Regions from separate parts of the Homo sapiens genome. Here region 1 is linked to region 2. Evidence: chromatin loops called from intact Hi-C (ENCODE). Cell type or tissue: Calu3. All regions are shown on one strand. Links, peaks and the distances in the headings refer to the core of each region. The heading gives the core; the rest is flanking DNA.

Region 1 (11,414 bases), core at 3,695-8,694, 170 kb after region 2:
CCAAAGACACCAGAGCCAATAGCTCTTTCCTGGTTTAAAAAGGGTAACAAACAAACACATTTCTGGGAGTACAGGTGACATTCTCTATACTTAAAGATAAATACCCTAAGTTACAGCCCCCACATAAAAGGATCCAAAAGGAAATAAGCAGAATCTCTGGGGGGGAAATGTGTCTGAATGAGGAAAAAGTACTAAAGATGTGCATCACCAACCGATCAATCAATAAATTCGTGTATCCTCCAGAAAAATGTAATTTCTACCTCCGTGCTGATATAAATAAATGTTCCCAATGTTGTACTTGAAGGGAGCTATTTATAGATTTCTGAATTATAGATTCAGTGGGCTGACTTCACGAATCTAGCTAATAGTCTCATCTCAGGTGACAGAATTTCCAAAGAGAGCAATGAAAATGTTACAATCAACATACTAGAACTTTAAAATATAAATCTTCCTGTCTCAAACCTAATTCATAGGTTTGTCAGACCAATAAAATGAGATTTGTGTAGTAAGAAGCAAACACAGAGTGTTCCAAGTAAATACCCACACACCACACGGAAGCACTAGGCTACAGTGGTTGAAATCCGGTTTTTCACCTAGTATCAGTTCCAGGTTTTCACTAGGAGAGCACCTCTTAGAGGCTCTACCCAAAGATCAAAGCAAAGTGACACATTGTCCCAGATCACAAAATCCCCCTGTGTGGTTTCATTTATTGGCTGATGAACTACAGTAACCTTCCCTTTGGGGTCATAAATCCTAACCAAAAAGAAAACTCTCATCTTTGGCAAATCAGACATTTATAATCATCCATGTATGAGGCAACACCCTTTCCCAAAGAACAGCTTTAATTCTACTTGGAAACAATAAAAAACACTAGCATTATGATGCACAAAGTACTGTGATAGAAGCTGAAGTAAAAATGAGAGCAATAAAATAATAATTCAAATACAAAGCCCCTACCCTCAAGGAACATAATAAACGGAAAAGGCATGCATACAAATGTGCATCTGAAGTGCTCAAGCTCTTATTACAAAGTCTGCACAGAGTAGCCGGGGCATAGGAGTAGGAGTGATGGATCCACAGGAGGATGAAAGCTCAGGAGGGGCTCCACAGAGACAAGTGGCAGGAAATGAATCCTGAAAGATAAGTGTTTTTCTTTATGCATGTGTTAGGGATTGGCAGGGCTCGGGGGTGCAGTTCAGAGAGAGGAAGAGATGCCGTTAACAGTTTCACATGGCTGAAGGCTAGCTTACATAGAGTTGGAATTGGTTTACCTGAAGTACCAATGACTCAGCACGGGATCCATGGCTAGGGATTTTTAAACTCCAAATGCTGACATCAGAATACTGCTTTCATTTATGCTGTCCAAAAATCAGTCTCAGCAGCCCGTCTACAACCTCATTTCAAAACCTACTGCTCTTACCAATTCCATCTGCATCATAATCTGCGCTGCTGCTACTACTGCAAAGCATATGGGGCTTTAATTATCTACAATCATACAAGGAATAATTCGTGAAAAATTCTAAGTGACATAAAAATATCATGAAAAAAATGTGAAGTGCTAATTCCCTTAATTATCCACTGAAAATCACTGCTATCTCTTACAAAGAGATACCCAACCCTGTATTTGATAGTACACACCTTGATATTATTCTGAGTCAATAACGCAGTGATAATTTACTCAGGAAGCTAGCCTTTAAAAAAGAAAAGCCATAGATCTGTCCTTCTGAAATAATATCTTACTTAATATATACACTTTCCCATGCATCTTTACAGGCAACCACTGCTGATGGGTTACACAGTCAGCCGTGTTGAAAAATGTAAATGTACCCATACAGTTCCAATTTAATTCATAGGAGGCTTTTCAAAACTATCCTCTTTGTTCATTTGGTTTATATGCTTAAACTTTGGAGTGCATCAGAATCATGTGAAGGGCTTATTTTAAAGTGACTTTTTGGGCCCCACCCTCTGGCATTTAGGTCTGAGATGGGGCGTAAACACCTGCATTTCTACCAAGTTCCTAGTGGTGCTCATGCCTGTGGCTGCTGGTTGCGGACCTCACACCAAGAGCCAGCGCCCTAGAGAAGTCCAGATGGCAGTCATTCCAGGTCACCCCACATACCAATTACCACTGAGAGTAAGCAAGTTTTATAGGATGTATGTCTTACATTTGAAAAAGAGATGGTAAATAGAGTTCAGTGCCAAAGACAACCTCTAAATGTAGATGTGATGTAAGCATCAAGCTTCAATAGTATCAACCTGGGGAGCTGATAGTGAAACCATCCTCACGTGCAGAGATGAAATGGGAAGAGCAAAAGTTTTTAGTTTGAATTACCGCTTCACCTCTTCCTAGCTATGTTCGTTCATCTATAAAATGGATCTCACATGGGTGAGGAGATAAAGTAAGTTACCTTACAAGGAAGGTGTTCAGTAAAAGGTAGTTGCTACCTAAGCTAACAAGGGAAAGAGCTCTCAGCGCAAGTATTTATGCAGAAGATGCAAGACGAAGCCACACAATGTAACTTTACATGCACTATGTCAAAATAACGGGGGTACGTCTCTTTTTAAAACCACCTATATCTAAAGTTTTATCTATGATCTCGCTCAATGTGATATATATATATATATATATATATATATCTCACTTCATTTAATCCTTACTACCACACATTGTTGTAAAAAACATGACTGTTCTCCCTCAGGCTTCCAAGGCAGCTCCTCCTCCAAACTGTTTGCTCATTGATGCTACACCATTCTCCCTCTGTCCCTCACACTAAAACCCTCAGTGGCCATTCTGTGGCTCCTTGAGGTTTTCAGTCATTCTACCAGACAAAATCCATATGTTCTTCCTGCGGAACAGCTTCATCATCCCCAGATCTCATTCTGTGTGCTGTAACGGTGAAGTGATAGGCCTACCTACTTGACAGCCCCTCACTGCTCTCCTTCTACTCTTTATTTTGGGTATGACTTTCATCATGCTACTATTTGCCTGGTCAAAAGATCTCCAGTTGCTCTTCACACTGTTATCCTGTGTAAAACCCCATACTTCCTTTATCAGTGCTGACCAACAGAATTTTCTGCAATGATGGAAATATTTTCTATCTGCAATCAGTATGGTAGCCACTAGCTATGTGTAGCAACTGAGCACTATTTGATGAAGTGAATTTTTAATTTTATTTCACTTTAATTAAACAGTCACATGTGGCTAATGACTACATTACTAAACAGAGCAGCTATATATAATCTCATCTCCAGGTATCCTTCAATGTGAACTGCCCACCCTGGTCAAGCAAAGTCTCTCCCCACAACTGATAACACTCTTCCATGCCTTACTCCAAAGACTGTGCTTCCTCCTCTCACTCTGCTCTTCCCAGTCTCCACAGCCTATCTATCCAGGCTGGTAGAGCCCCCACCTTTTCTGAAAGCTTCCCAATTACATCTGCCAATATTCCATTCCTCTCTCCCTGCCATGAACAATCACTGTTTGCACAGCTCGTCTAGCAGCACTCCAACAGGTATTCCTTGCACTGTAATTTATCTACGCATGCATCTGAGCCCCTTCCTCCCCAGTGAAAGAATCTATTCCTCTAAGATCAAATGTCCCATTCACCTAATAGGTGCTTCACAAATACTTGTTTTAAATGAATTAAAGGTACAGAGTGATATATTTTAATCTTTCTTGGACAGCAAGACTCCTCTTCACTAGTACCAAATGGAAATTTTAATCCCCTCACTGTTATGTGATAGCTTGGCAAACACCCAGTTATTGAAAAAGTATCCTGTAAAAAGGCTCTGAAAAGTCTTTGACCTTTGTACCTTTGTCTGTTCTAAAAATGCCAAGGAAAAATGAGAAAATACTACTTACAAATGAAAAGCCCATTAACTTCAAATTCAAAGCAAGTTTCTGGAAACTGATTAAAAAGTCCAACAGAAAGAAACTGAAATTCCTGCTCTGTAAAACCATCAAAAGCTAGACGGAGGAACCCTTGATTTCCTTATTCTTCTGGCAGGTCTCAGATCTGGCTGGACAAGGCCACCAGCCCACAGATGCTGGAGCAGACCTATCAGAAATGTATTGTTAAGGCAAAGGCAGGTAATCCATTTAAGAGATCAGGAGGCTGATAAGGCTCTTTGTATAAGCAAAATGTATCCTAACAGCCAAGTGAGAAGCACAGCCAGGTTATTTCAGAGCCTGCTGTGGAAATGCATTTCCTAGGAAGAACGATAAAACTGTGCCATTACCAAATTAGTCTTCCCTATAAGGAGGCAACTGAGAACACTAAGCTGAGGTAACCTAATTTCTGTGGCCCTTCAAAAATTTGATTATTTATGCAAACTACACTTGTTCAGGAATAAATTTTTTTAACTGATAAAAATTTTAAAACCTCCTCCTCCTAATCACAGTATCTCCGTTTGCATGCTCGTCTTCTGAGGTCTGTTTTAATTAGCATAAACAGAGAAGCAAGTTAATCTACGCGCAAAGTCCAAGTCTTCACGGAGGCTGAAAATGTAAGTCTGGAGTAAACAGGAACCCAATGTGGTGGTAGAAAATCACTCTGATAAGCTTTTCTCGAGATCTAAATGCAAGTCCAGTGGATACGCTCTTCTGATTTCCCTTCTTTAAATGGGCTTTTGAGGGAAAAAAGGAGGTGGGGGTGCTTTGTAGCCACTCACAGGATGCGAACCCTACCATCCACCCTGGCTGTAAAGTGGATACAATAACCAAACCCTATATGTCTATTGTCATGATTAAATCAGGTAATGTGTATTAAGTGCTGGCCATGTTTCCTTGCCAAGAGTAGGTTCTCAACCAATAATAGCACCCTAACTTTTCCTTGGGAAAACAGAACAATATCATAAGGAACGGTCCCTATTCTAATAGAAACAGTTTAAAATCACTGGAGATTTTGTTTTGCACATTTTAAATAAAGAAAGGCATCTAGTGCCAGATAATTCTTTCTTATGGTGCTCTTCTATTATCAGGATGTTTTGCCTCCTCCCAGAAGCAGTTACATGCAAAAACATTTGGTACTGAGAGAAAACAAGAGAGGAAGGACGACATAATCAACCAGATCTGTTGGGGTTCTGGAAATTTGTTTTATAATTGGAATGGCTCTTCCCCTTGAAAATCTAATAAGTGTGGGTTTTATCCCAAACATATGGCAGGTAATGATTATTATCCCATATATTACCTTCGAGCATGCCTTGGAAAAAATTGAAATCTCACATCTGAGTAACTCACTGGCTTTAAAAAGTGTTTAATTTGCAGGGGCAAAAATATGCTGTTTGGCTTTCCTGAGGGAGACACAGAGATGTGTTCAATAGACCATAAATCTTAAGAGACACAAAAAAGCAAGTTTATAACTGAAGAATCTGAGATATGCACCCCAAATTTCTCCTCTTGAAATGTGTTCTTATAGTCGTTTTAGTTAGTGAATTATCAGCATCGAATACAAGCCATCTGAGTCAGTGTTCTGTAGAGCCAGCCACTCTGGAGTTACAGCTGCACAGATCATTAACCACAAGGGTCCAATGCCCACCGAAACATGTTGGAAACCAGTAAAGAACATTATTCTAACACAGAAAAAGCATCAAAGAACCATGGGAACTGAGCTTTACAAGAGAAAGCCTTACTGTTCCAGGGCCTTGGTCTTACTCTCACTGATCCAGAGCTAATGTGTAACCATCCTCTTGAGGAATCTCTAAGTATAAAGATGAAATAGCTGAGCATATACTTTATTGAGATGGCTATTACTGACTTTCCTATATCAAAAGTCACAAAACACATTTTATCTTGACTACTTCCTTCACTATAGAGGAATTTCAAATAATAACTGTAAACTATTTTCCAATGTACCTATAATCCATAAAGACAGTATAATCCTCACCTGTTCACTCCACCAAGAAAGGAGCACAATGCTATCTTTTTGAATATTCCTCTCTTCTTCATCTTCCAATTGCTACATTTTTTTCTCTTACTTAGCCCATTTGTTCTGAATCTTATACTATAACTTCTCTGCGCATGTACTTTGAGTATTAAATTCAAACCAATTAGGGACCTGCCTCCTGTACACCAGATAAGCTAATTATTTGCAGATTCTGCTACCTGTTCAGACCTCTCGTAACCTGCTGTGAAACTGCAGGCAACTTCCCTCAATCTCTCTCTGTAGTTCAATATCCTCACTCTTCCGGAAGACTGGGCTCAACCACTCCTAACATACAATGATTCCTATGACTCATCAAATTCGTCACCAGTCCTGACCTCTCCCATAAAGTCCATTCCTACATGTAGAACTGAGTGTGGGACATTCACTTGGGTGTAGTAAAATGATGAGAGGACAGAGGAAGTGACTTTCTCTGGCATATCAAGTATGGGATTCATCCACGTCGCCTAATTCTTGACAGCTATTATTTCCTTGTACCTTGCAGAGCTTCAGGCCTGGCCTAGACAGATCTCTTCCAGACTAAGCCTGGGGCCTGACATAAGGGGCATCCAAAGACCCTTTCCTCCTCCTTCATCAGAAGTCTAAAACTCTTGTTTCCTTTTCAGCTGTTAGTCTGAGGGAGGATTTATTTACTGTTTCTGGAGTCTAGTTGCTAGGTTGCTAGATCCAGTAGGGCTTAGAGTGTGGGAGTGGTGATAGATAGAGCCCATTAACTTTGATACCTTAGTTAAGGTGGTATTGAATCTCCATAATTTATCTGTTCCAGAGGAATTGGGCATATAAGAGATGGTATGAGTAGTTGTTCACTTTCCCCCTCTAAAGTTGTTTCTGGTTTGGAGGTATCTTTTGCATATTGGATTTTCCTAAAATGGGGTACCCTTGTTCTGCGCAAGGTGTACCCTTGAATATAGGTGAAAGGGCTAATGTCAACAGAGAGCTCATTTTGAGTGATAAATTGCCTGAGGTTTAAGGGGGCATTGTCTCTGCCTTTGTGGATACACATGGTTATTTAAGAAATGTAATACATTTTTTAATACCAACCTTTCCTTCATGTGCTTGGCTTTTTCTTTTATCATCTGACAGCATCCCTCGTCCCTTACCCCGTCTAGGACAAGACTATGCTTTGTATCTTGACAGTGAGGAGAGCTCTAGAGACAAAGGGGGCATGTACTATGTTCATAAAAAATAGAAGCAGTCACATGGCTTGCTATAAACAAATGGCTCAGATTATAACTCCCAAAAGAACTAAGATAATTCAGGACTGGAGAGATATAGGCACTATTTCTAGTACGCTTCTTCAACTAGGTAAGATATTATCTCACAGAATGCATCTCTGTAATAAAACTATCAAACACACTCAGCTGTACTTCACAGGGATGCTGTAAGGATTTCCTTACAGTTTCAAAGGTTCCACATGCACCATAAAGACAAGGTTATCACCTTCATTTCCCTGTTGGCCACACCTTCAGTAACAAAGGTGACATCACTAGCTACTCAGGGCCTATGCTAGGCAGATTAATGAATGAAACCTGGGAAACAAATGAGCAATTTTAAGAAAAGTAGCTCTGTCAAAATGAAGTGAATTTCATTAAAATTTTAGTAGTCTTATCTAAACTGTAGTTCATTCACTCACTCAATGAATGTTTACTAAGTGCCTACTATGTTCCATATTAAAAATGGTCATTATAGCTCAGCTGAGTATTACATTTCTTAAATAACCATGTGTATCCACAAAGGCAGAGACAACGCCCCCTTAAACCTCAGGCAATTTATCACTCAAAATGAGCTCTCTGTTGACATTAGCCCTTTCGCCTATATTCAAGGGTACACCTTGCGCAGAACAAGGGTACCCCATTTTAGGAAAATCCAATATGCAAAAGATACCTCCAAACCAGAAACAACTTTAGAGGGGGAAAGTGAACAACTACTCATACCATCTCTTATATGCCCAATTCCTCTGGAACAGATAAATTATGTAGATTCAATACCACCTTAACTAAGGTATCAAAGTTAACACTTCCAATAATTGGAAAAGAATACATCATGTGTCCTCCTAATGTGATACTCCAAGAACATCACTCATGTAGTCCATTGCCAAAATCATGACAAAACATGCTACAAAATAAAATTAAGAGACTAAAGAGATATAATGTGTTTAAATCCTGGATTGAAAAAGGAAAAGGGTGCTATAATGGACATTATTGGGAAAATTAGAGAAATGTGAATATAGACTTACATCATGTAAGAGTATTACATCAATGTTACAATTCCTGTTTTTTGTTAATTATACTGTGGTTATGAAGCAGAATGTCTTCATTCTTAGGAAATATATGCTGAAATATTTAAGGGGAACAGAGTATACTGTTTGCAACTTTCAAATGACTAAAATAAATAAAAATATGTAATACAGAGAATAAGCAAATGTGACTAAATTTAACAAGAGTTGATAGAGGTGAAGTTATTGTATTCTTCTTGTAACTTCTCTGTACATTTAAAGTTTTGTTTTGTTTTTTGAGATGGGGTCTCGCTCTGTAGCCCAGGCTATAGTGCAGTGGTATGTTCATAGCTCACTGCAGGCTTGAACTCGTGGGCTCAAGCGATCCTCCTGCCTTGGCCTCCCAAGGTACTAGGATTACAGGCATGAGCCACTGTGCTTGGCCTTGGAGTTATTTCAAATAAAACCCATTAAATCTTTTAAAACATGAAATGGAAGAGTAAACTTGGGTTACCTATTCTTTAAAAGGATTTTATTTCTGCAAGTCTCTATAATATTAAGTGCTATGACATGTTTGCATCTTATGGAACAGTTGTGGACTTGGTATTTGTAATAAGACATCTTGGTATATAGAAGAATGAAAATGAATTTCAGAGTAACCATTTCTGGGTAAAGCCCCACTTCTGCCATTCACTAGATGAACCGTCTTAACCTTATGTTTCCTTATGTATGACGAAAGTAACGATGCAGCTTTCTCTGCTCTGGGACTGGTAACACTGCTGTGAGCACTGCATGCATTAACGTAAGGCATGCAAATGTGCTTTCTTAACTATGAGGTACTATGCAAACATGAGCTCTTGTTTTTAAGGAGCTGTCAACTAGAAAGGTTACAGGTGATGCAAATGAATTACACAACTGCAGGTAAAGTACCCACAGAAAACTAGAGAATGAAAGGACTACTATTAAATCATATTATACACCACTTATTCAGGTTCACAAATGGAGTAACAGTACCAAGTTTTGAAAATAGTTTTTTTCCTCCCAAAAAGCAATCCAGCCATGAAACAATATAAAAACAAAGAAGTATTCTTTATTACACTGTCCTCTCATAAGAGCCAAATCTGCTAAAATATATATATTATATATAAAATATATAATATATATAATATATAATATATAATAAATATATATAAATATATACATATTCCTCAATTCAAGAACATCCATTTATATCTAAATGTGGATCTTAATGACAACTAGAAAGGACTAAAACTATTTTTTCCTCAAAAGGGTAGTCCAAAATATGTATGTTTAAACTATCTAAGAATCCCATCTGCCCAGGGTCAGCAGATCCACATTAGGATAAATCCCAGTATCCCTAAGAGGTCTGACTTGACCTCAAGCCAGAAGGAGCTCTAATGTTTTCTGAGTACACACAGGGATAGGAGCTGTAGTAGGGTTCAGATGTGAGGGAAGGTAGGCCCAGGGAGATTATCCAGTGGTCTGTTAAATCCTACAAGATCCAGCTTCTTCCTCATCTCCTCCCTAAATCTCCAACCTCATGCAGAAGAGATTGGACCCCTTCCCCTTGCACTCATTAAGCCCCAGCCACTGTTCTGTTCCTCAAACATATTAAGTTACTACTTCTCATTTTAGAGTTTCTGCATTTGTTCCCTTGGGCTAGAACACTTCTAGGAGCTTCACATGCTGGCTCCTTCAGGTCTCAGCCTAAATGACATGCCCCTCAAAGGCCTTCCCTGACCACCCAAGATAAAACAGCCCCTGGTCAGGCACAATCACATCGCCATTTCATTTATTTTCATAGAACTTTTCTTCCTGATATGTTATCTTGCTGTCTTCCTTCTTCTCACTACAATGCAAGTACCAGGAGAGCAGGGACCTTCTGTTTTGTTCATGGCTAAATCTCCAGCATCCAGAACAGGTCTTGGCACAAAGAAGGCACCTGAATAAAAGAATAAATTGCCCAGCTCCAGCCCAAAGTTTACTTCCAATCCTGATGTATAAGTGAAATTAAGAAACACCAGGAACAAAATGTTTAAGGCTAAAATGCAACCCAGGTTTCTGGAACTCCTTTCTTGACTCACTTTGTCTTCTACACCACAGTCCACTATACTAATTCCATCCACTCTTTTAGCTTCTCAAAGAGCTCATCTATTCTTACAGTCACATGGTGTCAAAAGAATCAATTTCTTAGAGAAGACTCAAACGATTTCACTTCAAAACCAACTTCCTTGCTCTGTAGTTTCAAGCACACACCTCCACCTATGAACAGGATACCCATGTGACTTTATTTAACATGTGTAAAGAACAAGATCATCATCTCCTTCTTCTCTATACCCAATGATGGCATCAGCTGTCACTCACACTCAAGTTCTCAATCAACTGTCATTCATGGTTCTCTTTCACTCCCTATAGTCTAATAAAGCATTTGGCCCTGCTGTTTCTTTTGAAATATTTCTTGCATCTGCCACTGCCTCTCCATCTTTCCTCTCTCTAAACAATCCAGGCCCTCATACCAAGAAGGATACTACTAAGCTACTCAGAGTTTTTAGCACTACCACTAAATGGAACTGAAAATGCAATTCTTATGAATTCATCTGGCAATAATCATTACTTTTGTGGCGACTGTGAGAAAAACCCGACTTAGTGATGTAACTAGCTTGCCTAACATAAAGGTTGTACTCATGCAATCAGAGCTAACAGACAGGAAAACCAAGGCATAGCCATATTGAGCTACTGGTCTCCAAAGTTTCAGGCCAGGGTCCTGCACATTTTATGGTGAACATTTCATTGAAAATAATTCATTAAAAGAGCTTAATTGAAACATCCAACAGTACTGCCACCTGTACACTTTGGAACCTTCCTTACATTTTTAACTATTGCAACGTATTCTGGACACATCTTTATTCAAAGTCTGATTAAAATATTTATTTGGAGTCCAGCCTATTTGTCTTAACTGACAGATAAAAGTTCTTCTCCGGGTACAGTGTTTTTCCTTATTTAGCAGCAATATTCTCCCTTCTAATGATGATACTCACCCCTGGCAGATCCCAAATATGATCTAAATGAAAATCTTCACAGTCTTTGTTCTCTTGCTTATTTCTTTGTCCAGGTGCAGAGAACTTCCCCCACCACCCTGCTCAATGAGCCATCATAAAACAGCTACTTTTCCTCACCAAAACAGCATAAATCCCTGCAACTTGACTCAGTTCACTGAGAATCCAATACACTGTTAC
Region 2 (11,414 bases), core at 2,893-7,892:
AGGCCGAGGTGGGCAGATCATGAGGTCAGGAGATCGAGACCATTCTGGCTAACATGGTAAAACCCCATCTCTACTAAAAACATGCAAAAAAAAAATTAGCCGGGTGTGGTGGCGGGCACCTGTAGTCCCAGCTACTCGGGAGGTTGAGGCAGGAGAATGGCATGAACCCGGGAGGCAGAGCTTGCAGTGAGCCAAGATCGTGCCACTGCACTCCAGCCTGGGCAACAACAGAGCAAGATTCTGTTCTGTCTCCCCAAAAAAAAAAAAAAAAAAAAAAAAAAGAAAGAAAGAAAGGGATCATCTGTAATAACTGAATTCTATACATGTGAAAATAAAATTTATTTTTAAGTTCTATCAAGAAACCATCTATGTTTCCCAGCACAGTGGGAGAAAAAGGCTCCACACAATCTTTCTCTGATGCAAGGAGGAGAAATGCTGTGAACACATTCCATGGAGAAGTTTCTCTCAGGGCAGTCCTCCCAGGCACCAAGCCTCATGACACAGCCAGCACCTGTGCTACTGCGACCCCCTAAAAAATTGCCGGCAAGTCACGCTCATCATATCCCACCCTTCGAATCAAGACAGGAAGTCCAAGACAGGAGACACTGCAGCTTTTCCCGTCCTCTGTGGTTCCTAAAGAAGCTACTGCTTGCCTACTCTCCACCCCAGAAAGTGATACAGAAATATTTTAGTCACCCTCTCTATTCAGTATTTTCCTTTACATCAGTAGATTTTTTAAAAAACAGATCCCAGCTTAGAAATAATGCTACAAGTTTGTCTGTTTTTCTAATCTAGCAAATGACCCAACAAAAGACATTCTGGACAACAGCTCAGTGGAAATACATTTCCAGAAATGCTCAAGTTTTACTGACAGCTGTGATAAACTGTGGTTGAGGAAACTAATAATTTCTTTAGAAGGAAAAAGAGCACAGGTAAAAGCTGGAAAGCAGTGAGATTAGGATGAGTTTAGAAAACATTCTGTTCCTAAACAAGCACACTCATAATAAACAGCCAAGTGCAAGACAACAAGGGACAATGTCCTAGCAATGGTGAGCAATGTTTAACCTTGCTTAAGCTCTGGGCAGAGAAAAATGGACCCTGGCACTGTTCTGGTTATTGTGAACAATCACACTCCACAATGACAGCATGTGCTCATTATATGACAGAAAATATGCTATGGACTTCAAATGAAGTCAGATTTAAGCCACATCACATTATCATCCCCATTTAACAGTTGAATTGATGCAGAGAGTTTCAGTAACAAGCTCAAAGTAATACAGCTACTAAGTGTGCTTAAAATATCAGTTAAAATATTTTGAGTGTACCAAACATTTTAGGCTTTAAAAATCACTGAGGATTTTATTTATGACACTATTTCAGTTAGGGAGACTATGACCATAGATGAATCATGCTGAGTATTTAAGTGACTTGGAATTGAACACTTGAGCCTGGAGCAAATTATGAAGTATCAGTTATCCCGATGCTTAAGGCATACCACACACACTTTAACACAAGTTTTAGTCTTCTCTTTAGTCAGAATTTTAACATTTCCAAAATGATGTATTATGTTTCTAGTGTAGAATAACAAATACAGGTGGGAAACTATTTTAATTGTATATAGGAGGAACTAAGGAGAAATAGTGACATTAAGGTTGATGGGTCCTTCTGTTGCAGCATATGCTATTAGGAAGGTACGTGGGGCTAGCTATCATTCCAGCCTGCATGAAACGTACACTACAAATCAGAATGAGGGTATTACATTTGGATGAAAGGAATAAACTCTTGCTTGAAGCTCCACTTTTGACAGCAGTCTACTACTGCAATCAGGTTCCCTAGGTGAGTTGAGCAGAAAAATTCTCAGCAACGGGAAGAAAAGCTCTATGTGTCAGAACCTCTAGAATAGCGCTTTGGGGAGTTAGCTGTATTATTTATAGTGTTTGGATAGCAACTGAAAACACAGTCAAAAAGCACCGTGTTTTGTGAAGGAAAAATAATGAAGTGTTTCATCCACAAGGAAAGAAAGCATGTCACAAAATATAGGAAAAAGGTCTCTCTATGGGACACATTCTGTTGGTACTAGTTATCTGTTGCTGTAGAAGTACAATATCCACTATGTCACGACACTTGCTGGTCACGGAAGGAGGGGACGCTGAGCTGAAATGTCTCACTTAGAGTGCCTTCCTGGCCTTCTCTGGCTACTGAGTGCTAGCATTCTGGCTTATCAAATTCACTGCAAACTATTCAATTGTACTTTCCATTCTATACAAGCCAAACATCTAACTCAAAGCCAAATTAAAAAAAAAAAAAAATCCAAACAAGCAAAAACAGGAAAAGCTATTTCTGTCACAGTTCTGGGGGACATATCTTTGAAAATAAGTCTCCGTTAGACACCTTTTGTCAAATACGCTAGATTTGTATTTGAAATATTAATCACATGAAAACAAGAAAAAAGTTAACAGAATCACCCATTATGTCTTTCTCTCTCTCTCTTTTTTTTTTTTTTTTTTTTTTTTTGAGGCAGTGTCTCACTCTATCACCCAGGCTGGGATGCAGTGGTGCCATCACAGCTCACTGCAGCCTTGACCTCCTGGGCTCATGATCCTCTTGCCTCAGCCTCTGAAGCAGCTGGACTACAGGCATGTGTCAGCATGTCTGGCTAGAGTCATCCATTATGTCTTAATTCCACTGTGAAAATTTTAAAAATTAGGATTCCAGTAAGTCATGAAGTGAGATGGAACATCCCATGAATATAGGGCATCTGCTTCTGTCACCAACTCTTAAACTGAATTATATCAGGGAACAATGAGGAAACCCCATAAACACCAGGAGAGTGTGTTTATTTCCTTTGCTTCAGCCTCCGAGACACATGGTCTTTCAGCAAAGAACATAATGTATCACTCACTCCCTCTCTGATGAGAATTTAATCTTTATATCCAGATCCCACACAGCAACTACTCATAAAAAAATCAACATTTAAAAAATAAAAAATGAGGCTTCTCAAAGAACAAGTTGCCTTTTTTGTGACAAACAACACTGATCCAATCCAAGTATGTTTTTGAGCATCACAAGGCCCTGCGCTTATGGATGCCATGACATCTCTACATAACTTCCAACACCAGTTGATCTGAATCCGCATACAGGTCCACTAACCCCTTTCAGATGCAATCCTACTGGCCCTCACTGAACTAAATCTCTGTCTCAGTCTTGCTTTGTCCTTCTTGAGCTTGACATTGTTGAAAAGCTCAGGTCAGTTACTGTGCGAGGTTTCTCCACTGACAAGTTTATGGAAGACAGAGATCAACTGAGGAACTTTTTAGATTAAAGTGGACTAAAGAGATATGACAACTTAATTCAATGTATATTCTTAGATTGAATCTTGGACCCAGAAATAAGTGAGAAAATTTGAAATCTGAATAAGGTGTACATACTAGATAACACAATTTTATCGATATTAATTTCCTGATTTGGATAATTAGACTACTGTAATACAGTACTACCACAGTATATAAGAGTATAAGGTACTCTTATATACTAATGCTAGCACTCAGTAGCCAGAGAAGGCCAGTATATGGTACCCATATACTATGGTAATATAAGACAATATCTTTGTTTTTAGGAAATATACACTAAATTAGAGGTAAAGGAGAGTTATGGATATAACTTATTCTCTCAAGTGTTTCAGAAAAAATCTTTAGGGGAGTGATAAAGAGAGGGAGAGAGGCTGGCGAAACAAGTATTCTAACATTTGAGGACTGGACGTGAAGAATACATGGGAATACTTTGTACTATTTTTGCAATTTTTTCCCCAGTGAATATTATTTGTAACTATTTTTCAAGTCTAAAATTATTTCAAAATAAAAAAATTTTAAAAAGTGTGTCAGATTCATGCCCACAAATACAATAAACTTAATGTATTAGGGATATTTTTAGGTAAAAGGAAGAAGATCTCAAGATAAACTCTATGCCACCTTTTCTGTTTAAGTGCTGAGCCATTCACTCAAAGAAGTAGTAAGCAAATTTTGGCAGGTAATGTTATGGGGCCTTAAAGTGAGAAAAATAATAGGAAGAGTGGTTAAGATTTAATATATTTAATTTTTTTAAAAAGTAGTATACTCACTGTCCAATCCAGGATGGCTGATTGTCATTAATGAGATGGATTTTGTCAATGGAGAGGAAATGGCTGATGTACAGTAATTAAATCCCTGCTGCTTAGATCTGTGACATATCTGTGAAGTAAAAAAGTGAAGAACACGTTGTAAGCATATACTCTCATATTTCTAGATAAGCATAAAACCTTATAATTAGACCCACATAGTAAAATAAGGCAGTGAAGAAGCGGGTGAGAGCACAGGCCTTGTGGTCAGACAGACTTAGGTTAAAGTCTGCTCCTGCTACTTAACAGCTGCTCAGTTTCAGAGAAGTTACTTAGCTTTTCTGAGGCTTAGTTTTCTCATCTGTAAAATGGGGATCATTAGAGTATCCATTCTTTACAGTGGTTCTGTATCCCTCATAGCATCTAACAATGTTTCAAACTTAGTAAGTACTTAATAAATATCTGCTGGATGCATAATCACTTAAAAATAATTTCACTGGAAATATCAAACTACATACAATACTTGTTCTTTGAAAATCTAAATATTTCTTCATACAGATATAGTAGAATATCAGTAATAGTATTCTGATTTTACTTTATTTATTATTATTTTTTTTTAGACAGAGTCTCACTCTGTCACCCAGCTGATGTGCAGAGGCATAATCTTGGTTTACTTACTGCAACCTCTGCCTCCAGGTTCCAACAATTCTCCTGCCTCAGACTCCTGAGTAGCTGGGATTACAGGTGCGCGCCACCACGCGCAGCTAAATTTTGTATTTTTAGTAGAGATGGGGTATCACCATGTTGGTCAGGCAGGTCTCGAACTCCTGACCTTGTGATCCGCCTGCCTCGGCCTCCCAAAGTGTTGGGATTACAGGCGTGAGTCACCGCACCCAGCCTATTTTTATTTTTGAGACAGAGTCTCACTGTGTCGCCCAGGCTGGAGTGCAGTGGCATGATCTCGGCTCATTGCAACCTCTGCCTCCCAGGTTCAAGCGATTCTCCCGCCTCAGCCTCCTGAGTAGCTGGGATTACAGGGGTGCACCACCACGCCCAGCTAATTTTTTGTATTTTTGGTAGAGACAGGGTTTCACCATGTTGGCCAGGCTGGTCTTAAATCCCTGGGCTCAAATGATCCACCCATCTCAGCCTCCCAAAGTGCTGGGATTATAGGTGTGAACCACCAGGCCTGGCCTCTGATTTTAAATAATTGGAAATTGAGATTCAAGTAAAGTGTCTTAAGATCACAAACAAAACAACAGTGTATCTGGAAAGAAGCCTAAATCTCTTCCCTATCCTCTTCTAAGATGATAGTGATTCTACATGAACGTAAAGGTAACTGAAATTTGATAATTTAACTCTCTCAGTAAATTCACAGCAGCTTTGAGACCATGTAATCCAACCACCTGCAGAAGTTCCTGGTACAACATCCCTGAAAGACAGTCATCTAGTGTCCACTAGCACACTTCTGGTGATAAGAGCCCATTCCAATTGTTAACTGACTTTATCATTAATCCTTTCCCTTCACAGAATGAAATCTGCCTCCTTATGACTCACATATTGAAAGGGAAGCAGTGAAAAATCCGTTACTAGCATGAACTTGACTCACTTAGGCCAGACTTCTGATTATTTAGAGCTTGTTTCATGTGTAACCATGGCAGCTGAGGCAAACAGTTGCTATGTTTCAAATACAACTGTGAGGTCTAAAAAATGACCTCAGTGAAAGGCAGAGACTTTTAACAGGAAGTTGGCTACAGGCAACTCGTCTAGATCAGAGTGAAACAAGCAGCTCAAATGCCTACTCTGAGGTTCCATACAAGATAAAAACTATGGGTAAGTAGAGATTCCAGGAAGGCTAAGCATAGCAAGGCACTAAAACAACAACTTTATCTAGAAAGACTGAATCAGAAAGTCCACTTCAGAAAGACAGTCCATTTTAGAAACACATCAGTAGTAGTAACGTCTTACTAAAATGCAGGGTTATCTGTCAAATTCCCGGAAATATCCATCTTAGAAAAGGTATCACATAAATAATATTAAGAAAATTAAATCATTCTTATTTCCTCCTTGAAAACTCACCTACTCCAAAAACCTGGAAAAAAGCAGAGAAATTAATAGCCAGGAACTCTTGAGTTTAATACTGTTCAGCTAATAGCCACTTACACGGCCTTAGGCAAGTCATTTAAATGAGCTGGAGCTAAATCTGAAGGGATATGTCAGTCTTGGCCTATGATTCTGTTTACAAATCCACAATTTTGGTATTTTACCTCATCTTGTAAATGATTTCCAAAGGATTCTATAAATTTGAAATGCAATTTATTTTAAAGATTTTTTCACTGTTTATTTACCCTTAGCAAAGCTGTGCTCAGTAGCCATCCAAGAATTGTTCCTATTTTTTTCTTCCTTTCTCTGTTACCATTAGGCTGAGTAAATCTAAATCACTTGCTTCAACAAGCATATTCTTCATATTCTTATTTTTTCTAACTCCTTCTGAAGTATCAGAACAAGTAGAAAAATTTTTAAAAGGGGCAAAATTCACTCTTCAACTGATTTTCATTATGCCTAAATCTCTTTATTTGTCTGGTCTCACACAAGCATAAGTGTTACAATAATTACTAAGATAATCCTTCAGTGTCAAGTTTATATTTGGTCATGTTAGTGCTTCATAGTAGGATGCAATAAAAATTTAAACTTCTACACAAAGTCCTACTCAGCAAATCAAGGAAGAGGTTGTCAATGTTTTTGTTTAATTAGAAATGTATCATTAGATTCTTGCCTCAAACTCCAGTCATCTATTCAAAAACAGTTTTTTTTTAAATTGTAAGTGTTTCATTTGGAGGAAATAAGATGCATCCCAGAATGCTTTCGTAAATTAATCAGTCTTCTGACCCAAGAGGAAGAGAAAAGACTTGCAGTGAGGTACAATGATATAAAAGCAAATAATTTGAATTCTCAACTCAAAAGCTCCCCAAGGGATTGTCAAAAGTGGTAAGTGATAATGAGGACATCCAGAAGATGAGAACTAAGAAGTCACTTTGATTTGGCTGACATGGAAATCCATGACCTTCAAGACAGGAGTTTCAAGAGACTGGTAGCAGCAGAAATTAAGAGATGATTAGATGGTGATAAAGAGAAGGCAAAGGCCAGGCACAGTGGCTCACACCTGTAATGCCAGCACTTTGGGAGACTGAGGCAGAAGGATCACTTGAACTGGGGAAGTTGAAGCTGCAGTGACCTGTGATGGCACCACTGCACTCCAGTATGGGCGACAGAGTGAGACCCTGTCTCTAAATAAGTAAATAAATAAATAAAATTTTAAAAAGAGAAGGCAGGGAGCATAGATGCTCTCTTAAGAATTCTGGTAGGCATCAGAGTGAACAGGCGACCTACAGAAGGCAGAAAATTTTTGCAATCTACCCCTCTGACAAAGGGCTAATATCCAGAATCTACAAAGAACTTAAAAAAATTTACAAGAAAAAAAAAACTCCATCAAAAAGTGGGTAAAGGATATGAACAGACACTTCTCAAAAGAAGACATTTATGCAGCCAACAGACACATGAAAAAATGCTCATCATCACTGGCCATCAGAGAAATGCAAATCAAAACCACAATGAGATACCATCTCACACCAGTTAGAATGGTGATCATTAAAAAGTCAGCAAACAACAGATGCTGGAGAGGATATGGAGAGATAGGAACGCTTTTACACTGTTGGCGGGACTGTGAACTAGTTCAACCATTGTGGAAGACAGTGTGGCGATTCCTCAAGGATCTAGAACTAGAAATACCATTTGACCCAACGATCCCATTACTGGGTATATACCCAAAGGATTATAAATCAAGCTACTATAAAGACACATGCACATGTATGTTTATTATGGCATTGTTAACAATAGCAAAGACTTGGAACCAACCCAAATGTCCATGATAGACTGGATTAAGAAAATGTGGCACATATACACCATGGAATACTATGTAGCCATAAAAAAGGATGAGTTCATGTCCTTTGCAGGGAGATGGATGAAGCTGGAAACCATCATTCTGAGTAAACTATCGCTAAGGACAGAAAACCAAACACCGCATGTTCTCACTCATAGGTGGGAACTGAACAATGAGAACACTTGGACACGGGGCGGGGAACATCACACACCGGGGCCTGTTGTGTGGTAGGGGGCTGGGGGAGGGATAGCATTAGGAGAAATACCTAATGTAAATGACGAGTTAATGGGTGCAGCAAACCAACACGGCACATGTATACCTATGTAACAAACCTGCACGTTGTGCACATGTACCCTAGAACTTAAAGTGTAAAAATAATAATTTTTTAAAAAAAGAATTCTGGTAGGGATGGGAAGGAGAGAGAATCAACTGACATTTCCTGGAAGGTGTAGTAAGAAAGTTTTGTTTTTAATTTTTTTCCTACAAAGGAGAAACTTGGGATATGTTTTAGAGAATTGGGAAAATTAATAACGATATGTAGCGTATTTCAAGATTCAGTTTACTATTGAGAGGGTAAAAGATGGTCTCAGATAAGAAGGAAAAACTCAATTTAATATCCTGGATACTTTCCTAATTTTAAAAAGTGTGCCTTGATGGAATATTTAAATCTATGCAGATTAACGTAGTCTTTATTTTTTCTTTTTTCTTTTTGGAGACAGAGTCTTGCTCTGTCACCCAGGCTGGAGTGCAGTGGTGCAATCACAACTCAATGCAGCCTTAAACTCCTGGTCTCAAGTAATCCTCCTACCTCAGCCTCCCGAGTAGCTGGAACTACAAGCACAAACCACCATGTCCAGCTAATTTTTAAATTTTTTGTAGAGATGGGGGGTCTTGCTATGTTGCCCAGGCTGGTCTTGAACTCCTGGGCTCAATTGATCCTCCTGCCTCAACCTCCCAAAGCACTGGGATTATAGGCATGAGCCACCATGCCTGGCCCTTTTTAATTAGGTGCTAAACACTTGGTTTAGTGCTAGATTAAGTATATCATATAATGGGTAAGTAATCATAGCTACTAGCCTTATACTACCAGAAGCCTTGCCTTCTATGTTCATATTTTGTGAAATATATTTTTTCCAAATTAGACATATTTAAGACTTACCTGCTGATCAAACATCCTATGTTCTCTCTGGTCTGACTCCAGATCCTCTTCTGAAAGTGACACCAAAGAGTCAACCCGTTCCTCACCACTGAATGGGTGTCTGAGCTCTTCGGCATTTGCAGAGCTTACTTCTAGAGATGAGGATGGCTTGTTTCCGACACCAGCTCCTCCTGTCAAGCCTTCTAGACTGAAACTGAACATAGGGCACAAAAGTTAATTCATTCTATTTCTGGGTCTCAAAAACAAAGGAGGACACAAAATCCCTTTGGGTATATCTCCCTTGTTTGTGTATTATTTCTATGTCAGCTAGCAAAACTGTCTAAAAGGGCATGGCACAAAGAATACTACCTACCTTTCCCCCACAGATCTTGGAATACTGAGAAAGAATACTGCACTTAGATTTTCTTACCGCATTAAATTTATCCAAATGTTGAACCACCTAAGATCACTTCTCAGATTTTTTTCTACACACTATATGGACAGACCATAGTTATCTGATATTTTATATATGTGTTTTTTCCTTGATCTAATTAATCTTTGTGAATCTAACTCTACTAATGCCAAGTAATTAAATGTCACAGAGAAAATACGAGCTTAAGTAACTTTCAGAAGGCAAACTGGGTAACTTGCCCTTATGTCCATTAAGTGGACCTTTATAATTTTACATTCAAGTTGACCTTTATAATTTTACAGGTATGCTTTCACCCAAGAAAACCCAAGTGTTACTCATGAGTGTTACCATCTATGCACACCTGGCCAAACAACTGCTGACAGACTTCTCGAGAATTGTTAGTTGCAACAGGCACATATAACACCTTAATGAACAAATGCTGAAAAGCAACCTGGTCTAAGAGTAGAAAGAGTTGTAATTTTTTGCCTGGATATTGGTAAAGGGAACAAAGGCAGTCAGGATTTGGCATTTTAAAGAGGATTCCTCCAAGACAGATTCTGTGGTTTGCAGAATGAAAAGCATTTTCAGTAAGCAGAAGGCTACAGAGACAGGTTAGCGATTTAACCTCCTTGGGTTGCTAACTAGAGTAATTCACATCTGTTACAACTGCAGCGGAAACTTCTTTAAAATAACCAAGATCTCGAAACATAGCTGTAGCTGACCATGTTCTCCGCTAACAATGAGCTGGAATTCAATCTGAAGGTATACTGAAGCTACTTAGTTACCTCCACTCAAGGAAAACTGTACAGAAAATTGCTCCAATTAAGTTCATACCTACCAGTCCAGGACTTGTATTTGCTTTTTTAAATTATTTATTTATTTATTTTGGTTTTGTAAATAACTTAACGAACTGAAGCCATATAACTCTATTTTCTCTAGTAGGTAAACTAAACAATGGATATGTTTTTCTTCAATATAATAGAAATCATGACTAACTACAAGTAAATGACTCTGTAAACCTCATTTTCTTTCTTTTCCTATTTTTTTTTTTTTTTGAGACAGAGCCTCCCTCTGTTGCCCAGGCTGGAGTGCAGTGGCACGACCTTGGCTCACTGCTACCTCCATCTCCCGGATTCAAGTGGTTCTCCTGCCTTAGCCTCCCAGGTAGCTGGGATTACAGGCACCTGCTACCGTGTCTGGCCAATTTTTGTATTTTTAGTAGAGATGGGGTTTCACCACGTTTTTCAGGCTGGTCTCCAATGCCTGACCTCAGGTGATCCGCCCACCGCAGCCTCCCAAAGTACTGGGATTACAGGTGTGAGCCACCATGCCTGGCCTGTAAAACTCACTTTCAATACCAGGGATAAGAGGAGGGGCTAAGTGAAGAAGAAATTACTTGAAAAGCCTAAGAAAACCAGATCTATGCTTACTGCAAAACTTAATTCTGAAAATGTTTTAGTAATTAAATCTGGCTGTTCAGTTGAGAGAAGAATATGAAACGATGAGGAGTCTCTGAATTTGGAATCTACACAGAATGGTGGATTTAGAAGCATAATAGAAATCAGTGCATCTTATTAGCTGCCTTGGTTCTTTGATTGTTTTCTTCGGGTTCCAAGAATTTTTAGGATCTGAAAATCAAGACAAACCAAAACAGAGAGAGATAAATCTGTGCAGAAAACATCAAATCTATGGCCATTTGAGACATACAGGATGCATCACCCGACTCTTAGGCTGCATCCCTTCAGCTGAGTTAGTGACACCCATAGCAAAGGCAATGAAATGCTGTGCTCACAGACAAAGCAGGCTGCCCATATGCATCCCAGCCACACAG

Evidence for each region. Peaks named below come from ENCODE experiments on the same cell type or tissue, not always from the same donor. Only the 100,000 strongest peaks of a DNase experiment are listed, where the experiment ranks them.
Region 1: a loop joins it to region 2, with 2.5 times the contacts of the local background. A loop is called at or near these places in 3 of 110 quality-filtered maps.

Annotation. Positions count from the first base shown.
Region 1 is chr15:85,489,423-85,500,836 of GRCh38, reverse strand. The region is part of intron 2 of AKAP13 (A-kinase anchoring protein 13); the gene reads right to left. Among named protein-coding and RNA genes, the nearest start is that of AKAP13, 110 kb to the right of the region's middle. In Calu3, for the core only: no CTCF peak of the experiment used is centred there; a DNase peak (open chromatin) is centred at 6,196.
Region 2 is chr15:85,662,534-85,673,947 of GRCh38, reverse strand. It overlaps AKAP13 (A-kinase anchoring protein 13), which reads right to left. Exons shown (of 37, transcript NM_007200.5): 13 at 9,193-9,385; 14 at 4,118-4,226. Among named protein-coding and RNA genes, the nearest start is that of LINC02883, 90 kb to the left of the region's middle. RefSeq lists an enhancer at 5,691-5,860. In Calu3, for the core only: no CTCF peak of the experiment used is centred there; a DNase peak (open chromatin) is centred at 5,767.